2 separate regions of the Homo sapiens genome follow, and region 1 is linked to region 2. A link is an interaction called in ENCODE POLR2A ChIA-PET data of the cell type or tissue named here. Cell type or tissue: GM12878. All regions are shown on one strand. Each heading gives the region's core, and the rest is flanking DNA. Links, peaks and the distances in the headings are about the cores only. Region 1 has its middle 68 kb from the start of TRI-TAT2-1. Region 2 holds the start of LOC112268413 (a long non-coding RNA gene).

Evidence for each region. ChIA-PET counts read pairs that join two places held together with the same protein. Peaks named below come from ENCODE experiments on the same cell type or tissue, not always from the same donor. Only the 100,000 strongest peaks of a DNase experiment are listed, where the experiment ranks them.
Region 1: POLR2A ChIA-PET joins it to region 2 with 7 read pairs; 5 of 35 experiments call an interaction of 5 or more read pairs at or near these places.

The regions. Positions count from the first base shown.
Region 1 is chr2:42,876,564-42,880,954 of GRCh38, forward strand. No RefSeq gene overlaps it. Among named protein-coding and RNA genes, the nearest start is that of TRI-TAT2-1, 68 kb to the left of the region's middle. In GM12878, for the core only: no CTCF peak of the experiment used is centred there; a DNase peak (open chromatin) is centred at 2,268.
Region 2 is chr2:42,938,323-42,942,713 of GRCh38, forward strand. LOC112268413 (a long non-coding RNA gene) reads left to right here and starts at 2,711. Exons shown (of 3, transcript XR_002959381.2): 1 at 2,711-2,748. In GM12878, for the core only: no CTCF peak of the experiment used is centred there; no DNase peak of the experiment used is centred there.

The DNA.
Region 1 (4,391 bases), core at 277-4,276, 62 kb before region 2:
GGACTTTCATAGTTCTCTGCTAGGCGAGGCCTTAGTATTTGGGCTCTCCAGCGTCTGGGAGGCACACCATATGGAGAGTTGTAAAGCCTCATTTCCAGGGTCAGCCTGACCGCACAAGGCCAGAGCCTCTCCAGAGCTGTGCTGTGCAATGCAGTGTGGCCACTTGCCACTTATGTCTCTTGAGCACTTGAAATGTGGCTAGTCCGAGTTGAGACATGTTGTTCATGTAGAGTACATACTGAACTTTGAAGGCTTAGTACAAAAAAAGAAATGTAAAGGATCTCATTAATTTTTGGAGGGGAGGGGGGCAGGGATAGAGTCTCACTCTGTCGTCCAGGCTGGAGTGCAGTGGTGTGATCTCGGCTCCCTGCAACCTCTGCCTCCTTGGGTTTAAGTGATTCTCCTGCCTCAGCCTCCCGAGTAGCTGAGACTACATGTGTGCACCACCATGCCTGGCTAATATTTTTGTATTTTTTTTTAGTAGAGACAGGGTTTGACCATGTTGGCCAGGCTGGTCTTGAACTCCTGACCTCAGGTGATCCACCCACCTTGGCCTCCCAGAGTGTTGGGATTACAGGCGAGAGCCACTGCACCCAGCTTTCATTAATTTTTCACATTCATTGCATGTTGAAATAATATTTCTTACATAATGAAGTAAAATCCATTACTAAAGTTAGTGTTACATGTTTCTTTTTCCTTTTTTAAATGCAGCTACTAGAAAATGTAAAATTATATATATGACTTGCATTTTTTTTTTCTTTTTTTGAGACAGGATCTGGCTCTGTCACCTAGGCCGGAGTGCAGTGGCATGATCACGGCTCACTGCAACCTCCACCTCCTGGGCTCAAGGGATCCTCCCACCTCAGCTTCCTGAGTAGCTGGGACTACAGGCATGCACCACAACACTCGGCTAATTTTTGTATTTTTTGTAGAGATGGGGTTTCGCCATGTTGCCCAGGCTGGTCTTGAACTCCTGACCTCAAGTGATCTGCCCACCTTGGCCTCCCAAAGAGCTGGGATTACAGGTGTAAGTCACGGCACCCGGCCTATGGCTGGCATCTTATTTCTGTTGGATAGCTCTGCTTAAAGCCTCTCTTTGTTGTATTTACATACACACACACACACACACACCATACAAACATATGCTCCTGAGCTACTGACAGGATCTTGGAAAGAAAACCAGGCACAGTGAGATCATGTGACTTAACCCCAAGTGTCACACTCTCTAGGAACATTCCTCAGAAGATCCCGTGGCCACCTAATACTACCAACCTAGAGGCTTTTATTTGGCCAATGGTAATCTGTCTGCCTTGCCTTTTAAAATTAAAAAAAAATTAATTTAACACCTGTTTATTGAACACCTATATTTGCAAGGGAGTATGACTTAGTGATTTCAGAGTGCAGGCTCCAGAGACCACATGACTTGGATTCTAGACCTGGCCCTACCAAATGAGCTATATGTCCTTGAACAAGTTTGCCTTCTTCATGCCTTGGTCTTCTCATCTGCAACGTGGGAATTATGACATCCAAAGGACAGAATCAGGATGGTGACCCAGGTTTCTACTTCATGGGCTTATTGTGAGGATTGAATGAGATGAGGCACAGAACACCCTTGGCCTGGAGTCATTCTGCTGTAGGCAGCCATGGGCCTGATCTGGCCCCTGGACTTTCACAGGGCTCAGCAGACTCTGAGGAAGGGAGGGAACCATGATCCCAGAGAGGCTCCAAGACAGATTGGAAAGACCATCCTAGGTAAAATGTAATGTCAAAAGTTAGGATTCGGAAAGGTTCCCAGTCACAATGTCAAGCTGGAAGGCCCAGGGTAGGAGGGTCTGGAGTGGGGCTAGGATTGATTCTGGGAAGCCAGAAAATGAGTGAGAAATAGACAGTTCTGCTCTTAGTCACCTGAACTCAGAGCATCCCCTCACTGGGGCCAAACCAATGGCCAAGGCTGAGGAAGTGGGCCCAATCACATTCCAAGTCCTACATTGGGCCTAAGTAGGCAGATCTGGAGTGTTGGACCCATTTCCTCTTTGCAGTCTTGTCCCTGTAAGGCAACTGCATTAGGGTAATGCGGGTTGATGAAACAAATGAATCCCAAAATTTCAGTGGCTGAACATAATAGAGGCTACTTGTCACTCACATAACAGTCCACTATGGGTGCTCCTGGTCGGTAGGAGGGCTTCCACGTGGTGAGTCAGGGATCCAAGCTCTTTGTACCAAATGACTCTACCCTCCCTTAGGCCTGAGTCCTCTGCATCTAGAGAGCAGACAGGAAAGAGTGGGTGGAGAAGACACAACCTCTTCTAACCACCTTGGCCTGAATGTAACATGTATCATTAACTTTATGTTCAATCTGTGACAACTAGTCTCATGGGCCCACCTAGATCCAAGAGTGGCTGGGAATTGCCGGCTCTACACGATAGAATAGAGAGACTCGTTTCTGGCGGGCATCTCTGCCAGCTCCCACTCTGTAGGGAGAGCCAACCTAGCAGCCTGGCCTCCCTCCCCACCAGTCCCCCTAACTTCCCTAAGGCATTTGCCAGTCACCATGCCCAGGCCAGGCTTCTGAAAGGAAATAGAGGGAAAAAATCATGAACACTTCTAAGGGAATAATGACACAACAAGCACACTCAAAGAGACAGCACACACACCATAGTCTCAGCACTTCAGGCATCCTTGAGTGGTTCCAAAGGCCTCCTTCTCAGAGCCCTCAAACCATACCCAGGCACTGGCCTTGAGAGATATTGAGCTCAGTGAGCCAAGCCAGGCCTGCAGTGCTGTTCTGAGGAGGATGCAGGCAGGTGGAGGCGGGACCAGCAAAGTCTTCCTAGAGCTCCCCTGTCCTGGCCACAGACAGCTTAGAGAGATCTCAGGGGGACCTCTTGGTCTGCTGAGCCACTTTCCCGGTGTGCCCTGGTTATTGCACTGGCAAAATCCCAAGTCCTTACTGGCCAGGACTGGATCAAAGGGGAGAGGTGTGTGTGGGGTCGAGGGCAGGTCTCACTTATTATCCAACACAGGCGCGGTGCTTTTAACCAGTGCTTCTTCCACACCTGCTGGCAGCTGGGGAGGGGCGCAAAGAAAAACCAGACCCACTGAACCTCAGGTTGCTCATGATTTTGTGGACAAGATGGCCAGACATCAAGGACTTCTGTCTGATGCAGAGAATGTGTCATGCCTCTCAAAGAGGGGAAGTGGTGAATGCCAGAGGGGCACTCATAAGTGAGTCCATCTTCATTTTGGGACAATCGGAGAAGGCTTCCTGGAGGCTGAGTTTTAAAGGATGGGAAGGGAAAGAATCTCCTCAGGATTCCCAGCAGTGTTTCCCTGTGCGTGGGACATTATGGTTGCAAAGCTGGTGAGGCAGGCAGGGCAGACAGGAAGGCAGGGCCAGTCACCTCCACTGGACGGGGGAAGAGACAGAGGCCAGAAAGGCGGAGCTCCCTGCCCAAGGTTGCACAGGAATGTTGCAAGTAGGAATGCAGACATCTGGCCTACCAGTTCTGGGCTCTTTGTATGAGCTTGATAAGCATGTTTCTCCCTCAAGGCTGGTCCGGGCAGGTCCCCAGGTGGGGCAGGACACTCTCATGCAGGGAGCAGGTCCTCCTGGGGGCTTCTCAAGGCTGGGTGCTCAGCCTCCCCCGAAGAACATGTGTTTCCTGTTTTCCTGCTCCCTCTGGCTCAGGAAAGAGAACGGGTTTTCCTGAGCGGAAGAGCCTCAAAGACCTGGCCCGGGCCCAGAGAGCTCTACCGGTCAGCCCGCTCAGGGCTCTTGTTCCTCAGGGCAATGGGCCCCTCACCCACCCACCCGGCCTTCCAAGGACACTCGTGGCCATTATCTCCCCTTGCTCTCCCCAGACTGTCTTGAACCCAGGACCTTGACTCCCAGCTTGGTATTCTTGGAATACGCTTTGCTGATCCTCGGCCAAACCTGGAGTTTGTGCCGGTTTGGAACTGAAAAGTCAGGGCTGTGGGACAAGGACTTTGGCCAACCCTACAGCTGCTGGAGATTGAGAGTCCTTATACCTCCCCATCCCTGTCCCCACATTGTTTCCTATTGTCCTGGGATGGAGGCAGGGTACGGACGGTCAGTGGCCGACATCATCCCAGCTTTCCAGCCGATATTCTGTGGGCTTGGCACAGTCTGAGCTCCATCCATAGCTGCTCTGAAGCACAGAGTCTTTCGATGTGAATGCAACATCTTTCCCCACTGTCTGGTCCAGGGTTTTCCCTGCAACTTGGATGGAAGAGAGATATTGCGTGAAAGTGGAGGGAGAGTGAGTGAGCAGCCCAGGTCTGCAGAGCCACGGAGCCCAGCACCAGTGTGAGCTAGAAAGAGGCTAGCGGTGCCTGCTCCTTGTGACTCCCATCCTGTTGGTGGGGAATAA
Region 2 (4,391 bases), core at 193-4,192:
CATGCCTGTAATCCCAGCACTTTGGGAGGCCGAGGTGGGTGGATCAACTGAGGTCAGGAGTTTGAGACCAGCCTGGCCAATGTGGTGAAACCTTGTGTCTCCTAAAAATACAAAAAATTGGCCGGGTGTGGTGGTGGGTGTCTGTAATCCCAGCTACTTGGGAGGCTGAGGCAGGAGAATCGCTTGAACCTGGGAGGCGGAGGTTGCAGTGAGCCGAGATTATGCCACTGCAGTCCAGCCTGCAGTGCTGCAGGCGAAAGAGCGAGACTCTGTCTCAAAAAAAAAAGAAAAACCGAAAAACCCCCCCAAAAAACCCTTGAGGGCTCCCCGTTGCCTCCAAAGTAAGGCCCAAACTTGTTATACAGATTCACAGTCCCCTCCTTGAATCAGCTCCCAAACTTGCTCTCCAGCATGGTGGCCCCCTCTTGCTCCTGTGAACCTGTGTTGCAGCTGTTCCAGATTCCATGTCATCCCCAGCCCCACAAAGTCAGCCTTGTGCTTACTGACTCCATGGTGTGGCTTTCTCATGCCTCCTGCTTGGTATGGACAGTCCTGTCTCTGCCCATCACATTCCTACCCTTCGTTCAAGACCCAGACACCAAATGCTCAAACCCACATGGTGATTAAGAGCATGGAATCTACAACCAGATTGACCAGGTACAAGACCCAGTTCTATTTCCTCTAGAGTTTGACCTTTTGAGAAAGTTTTGTAACCCTTCTTTGCCTAGCTTTACTCATCTGTAAAAGGAAGACAATAGTAGTAGCAACTGCTTCATTGGATATTGTGAAGATTAAGTGAGGCTACGTGTAAAGCACTTGAGACAGCGTCCAGCTTGTGGTCTGCACTGTATGTCAGCTGTAATACCCCAGATTATGAAGCCTCTGCTGATCCTTCTGAAGGCTACTCTGGGCCACATCAATCTCTCTCTTTCCTCCATACCTCAAGAATTTTCCTTGACACCAGTAGCAATCTGTACCATATCTGCCTGGTTGTGAAGTTAGGATTCTTTGATGGCAATTGGACAATTGTTCAAAACCCACTGGATCAAACGAAGGGATTTTTTTTTTTTCTTTTAGAGACAGGGTCTATCTTGCCTAGGCTGGTCTCAAGCGATCCTCCCACCTTGGCCTCTCAAAATGCTGGGATTAGTGGCATGAGCCACCACGCCCAGCCCAAACAAGGGGATTCTTATCACAAGCGTGTGAATGGGCCTTGCAGCGTCCCAGGGCAGGAATGCACAGCACCTCAGGAAACCCTGGCACTGGCGTCTGGAAATACTGCTTGGGTAGGGTTCTCTCTCTGAACATTCATTTAATTATTCTCTCTGTAGACTGTGGCCTTGCAGACTTGGCTGGAATCCACTGTTTATGGTACTCAAGGGTACACGCCACAGTCTGACATGGAAAGATGGAATCTCCTCCTTCATCCCAGTTCAGCCCTGACCAGCCTCTCTAGGGGCAGGGGCAAAGGGAAGGGTCATGTTATACAGAATTATTGCTGAGGGTGTCTCACTTTGGGTGAAAGGGTGCATTTAGAGGGGTCCATGCCAGAGACTACAAATTGGTCCCCAGGATTTATTTCCCCATCTTTCTCAGTTATAGAACTCCCGGGTTTTTGCTGTCCTAAATAAAGACTGCATTTCCCAGCCTTCCTGGCAGTTGGAAGGGGCACGTGATTAGGTTCTGGCCAAAGCGACATTAAAGGGAGGAGAATGCCTTTCTTTGCTTCCTCTGGCTAGATGGACTCTGGAGCCAGGCTGGCGGAGTTCAAATCCTAGTCCTGCCACCTATGAGTTGTGTGACTTTGGACAAGTACCTAACCCTTTTGTGCCAGTTTCCTTTGCAGTAAAATGGGAATAAAAAGAAAATCTACGTAACAGTAGATATTCTGTGAGGATTACGTGAATTCATATTTGAAGAGTGAGTAGAAGGGTTCCTGGCACAAGCTCTACAAGTGTGGCTGGAATGAATATGATGATGAGGATGAAGATGAGGATGGCGGGGCTGGAGCTCAAGTGCCATACTGTGTCCTGGAGCAGAAGCCACGTGTTGAGGACAGTCTGGACCCTTAACGAGGGTTGAGCCACGACACCAGCCTGTGACTGTTTACCTCTTGAGTTTGTTTACAGGAGAAGAAAATAAACTCTCACCTTGTTTAACACACCATCCTGTTGGCTTTTCAGTTTGCTTGTAGCCCGATCTAATCCTAACTGATACAGGAACATTGTAGGTTCAACTCACATCCCTGTCCCCTGCACCATGTTGTCGCTCTTTAAGATAATGTCTCACTGTTCCTACTTGGGTTGTACATTCCTTGAGGACGGAAAAGCTTCCCACTCACAGTAGGTGCCCAGAAAGTAAGTATCGAATTAATGGAAGAACAATGTGAAAATCATTCTGGTTAGGTAGACAAGGAATTCTTTGGCTAGTTGCAGAAAATCAGTGATAGTAATAACAAAATTTATCAAGCATAATGGCTGGCGTGCTTTTTTTTTTTTTTTTTCCAAGTCAGAGTCTTGCTCTGTTGCCCAAGCTGGAGGGCAGTGATGTGATCACATCTCACTGCACCCTTGACCTCCTGCCTCAAATGATCCCTCCATCTCAGCCTCCTGTGCACCAGCACACCCAGCTAATTTTTAAATTTTTTTTTTGTAGGGATGAGGTCTTACTATATTGCCCAGTCTGGTCTTGAACTTCTGGACTCAATTGATCCTCCTGCCTCAGCCTTCCAAAGTGTTGGGATGACAGGTATGAGCCACTATGCCCAGTCCCTGGCATTCCAAGTACTTCAAGTGTATTTTATAGTTCAGCTCTCATGACAATCCTATGAAATAAATACAGTTGGCCCTCTACACCTGTGGGCTCTGCATCGATGGATTCAACCAACCATGGATTGATAATACCCTATTTGAGAAAAAAAAAAGATAGTCCCATCTGTGATGAACATGAACAGACTTTTTTTTCCTTGTCATCCCCTAAACAATACAGTATAACAGCTATGTATATAGCATTTACATTGCAGGAAGTATAAGTGATCTAGAGATGATTTAAAATATAGGGAGGATGTGTGTAGGTTATATGCAAATACTACACCATTTTATATCAGGGACTTGAGTACCGTCACATTTTGGTATCCTTGGGGGAGTGAGGGTCCTAGAACCAATCCCCCACGGACACCAAAGAATGACTGTACTCTCATCAGTTCCATTTTACAAATAAGGGAACTGGGCTTCAGAGAGATGGAGGTCAAGGTCATAGATGCAGCCAGTGGAGCCTGGCTTCAGAGCCCAGCACCTTCACAATTTTGCTGTGAAACCTTCTCAAGGGCTTTTCTCTGATGGGAGCTTTGGAAAGGAGAGGCTGTACAAGTCAACAAGAACACAGCGCGTCAGAGTGACCTTGCTTCTCTCTTGATTTTGGAGATTTGTTTGGAGGGCTGAACTTCAGGGAAACAAAGTGAAATGTCAGGGTTTTCCTGAGGTCAATGGGGGTAAAGACCCAAATGGATTATGAAGCCTTCCCTGACCCCCTAGTCCACACTGACCTCCCCTGTCTTCTCTGTACTTGCATAGCCTGTCTGTTGACATGGCTAGCAGCTGGCCATACTGGCTAATCTCCGGCAAAAATTGTGACATTGGCAGAGTTTGTCTTCATTCCTCTCCTATCTGCCTGTTATTTGATTTTCAGCCTCTTATGTCCTGTTTGGGCCCTCACATGTTCTCTCAGCAAGGAAAGCTTCATTCTGAAAGATGAAAATAGAGAACACAAAACTTAATTCCCCAAAATGAATATTTAATGGTGGGATTTTAAGCAGCAGAGATTTGGGAGTTGAGGAACTTGCTGTCTCTCTAATCATCTCGTTCTTCCCCTTCCCCTCTCCCTCCCCTTCCTCTTCCTCCTCCTGGTGTCTTTTTATGATTATTATTTAACCACTTCACACTCCCCACTTCACACTCCCATCTATTAGTCTGGATGGCCCACTTCCAGTCCTACATGGTCCCACTCGCATGGGTCACCCTGGTCACCCTGGGCTCAGGACCCCCCTGGCACTTACACTCCAGGCTGCACAGCCCCCTGCCTCCACAACCCCCTGCCTCCATGTGCACACTGCCAGTCCCCGGAACACTGCTTATGTCTTTGGTTTTGTTAAACTGTTTGTTCTGAGAGGACAAAGACCACATCTAATGACCAGGGATGTGGTTGCAGGAATTTTTACTTCAAAAGGCATGTTGGTCTCCATGGCCTCTCAAAGCTCCTACACCCTGAGCCTTAAAGCTTCTCAGCTCTTCCCCTCGTTCTCCCCATTGTGCCTGCTTCTGGATTGGGTAGAAGAGAGGTGCTTAGGAAGGATGTATTGAGCTGCTGTCTAACTCTTTCTGTAAGCAAGGGCA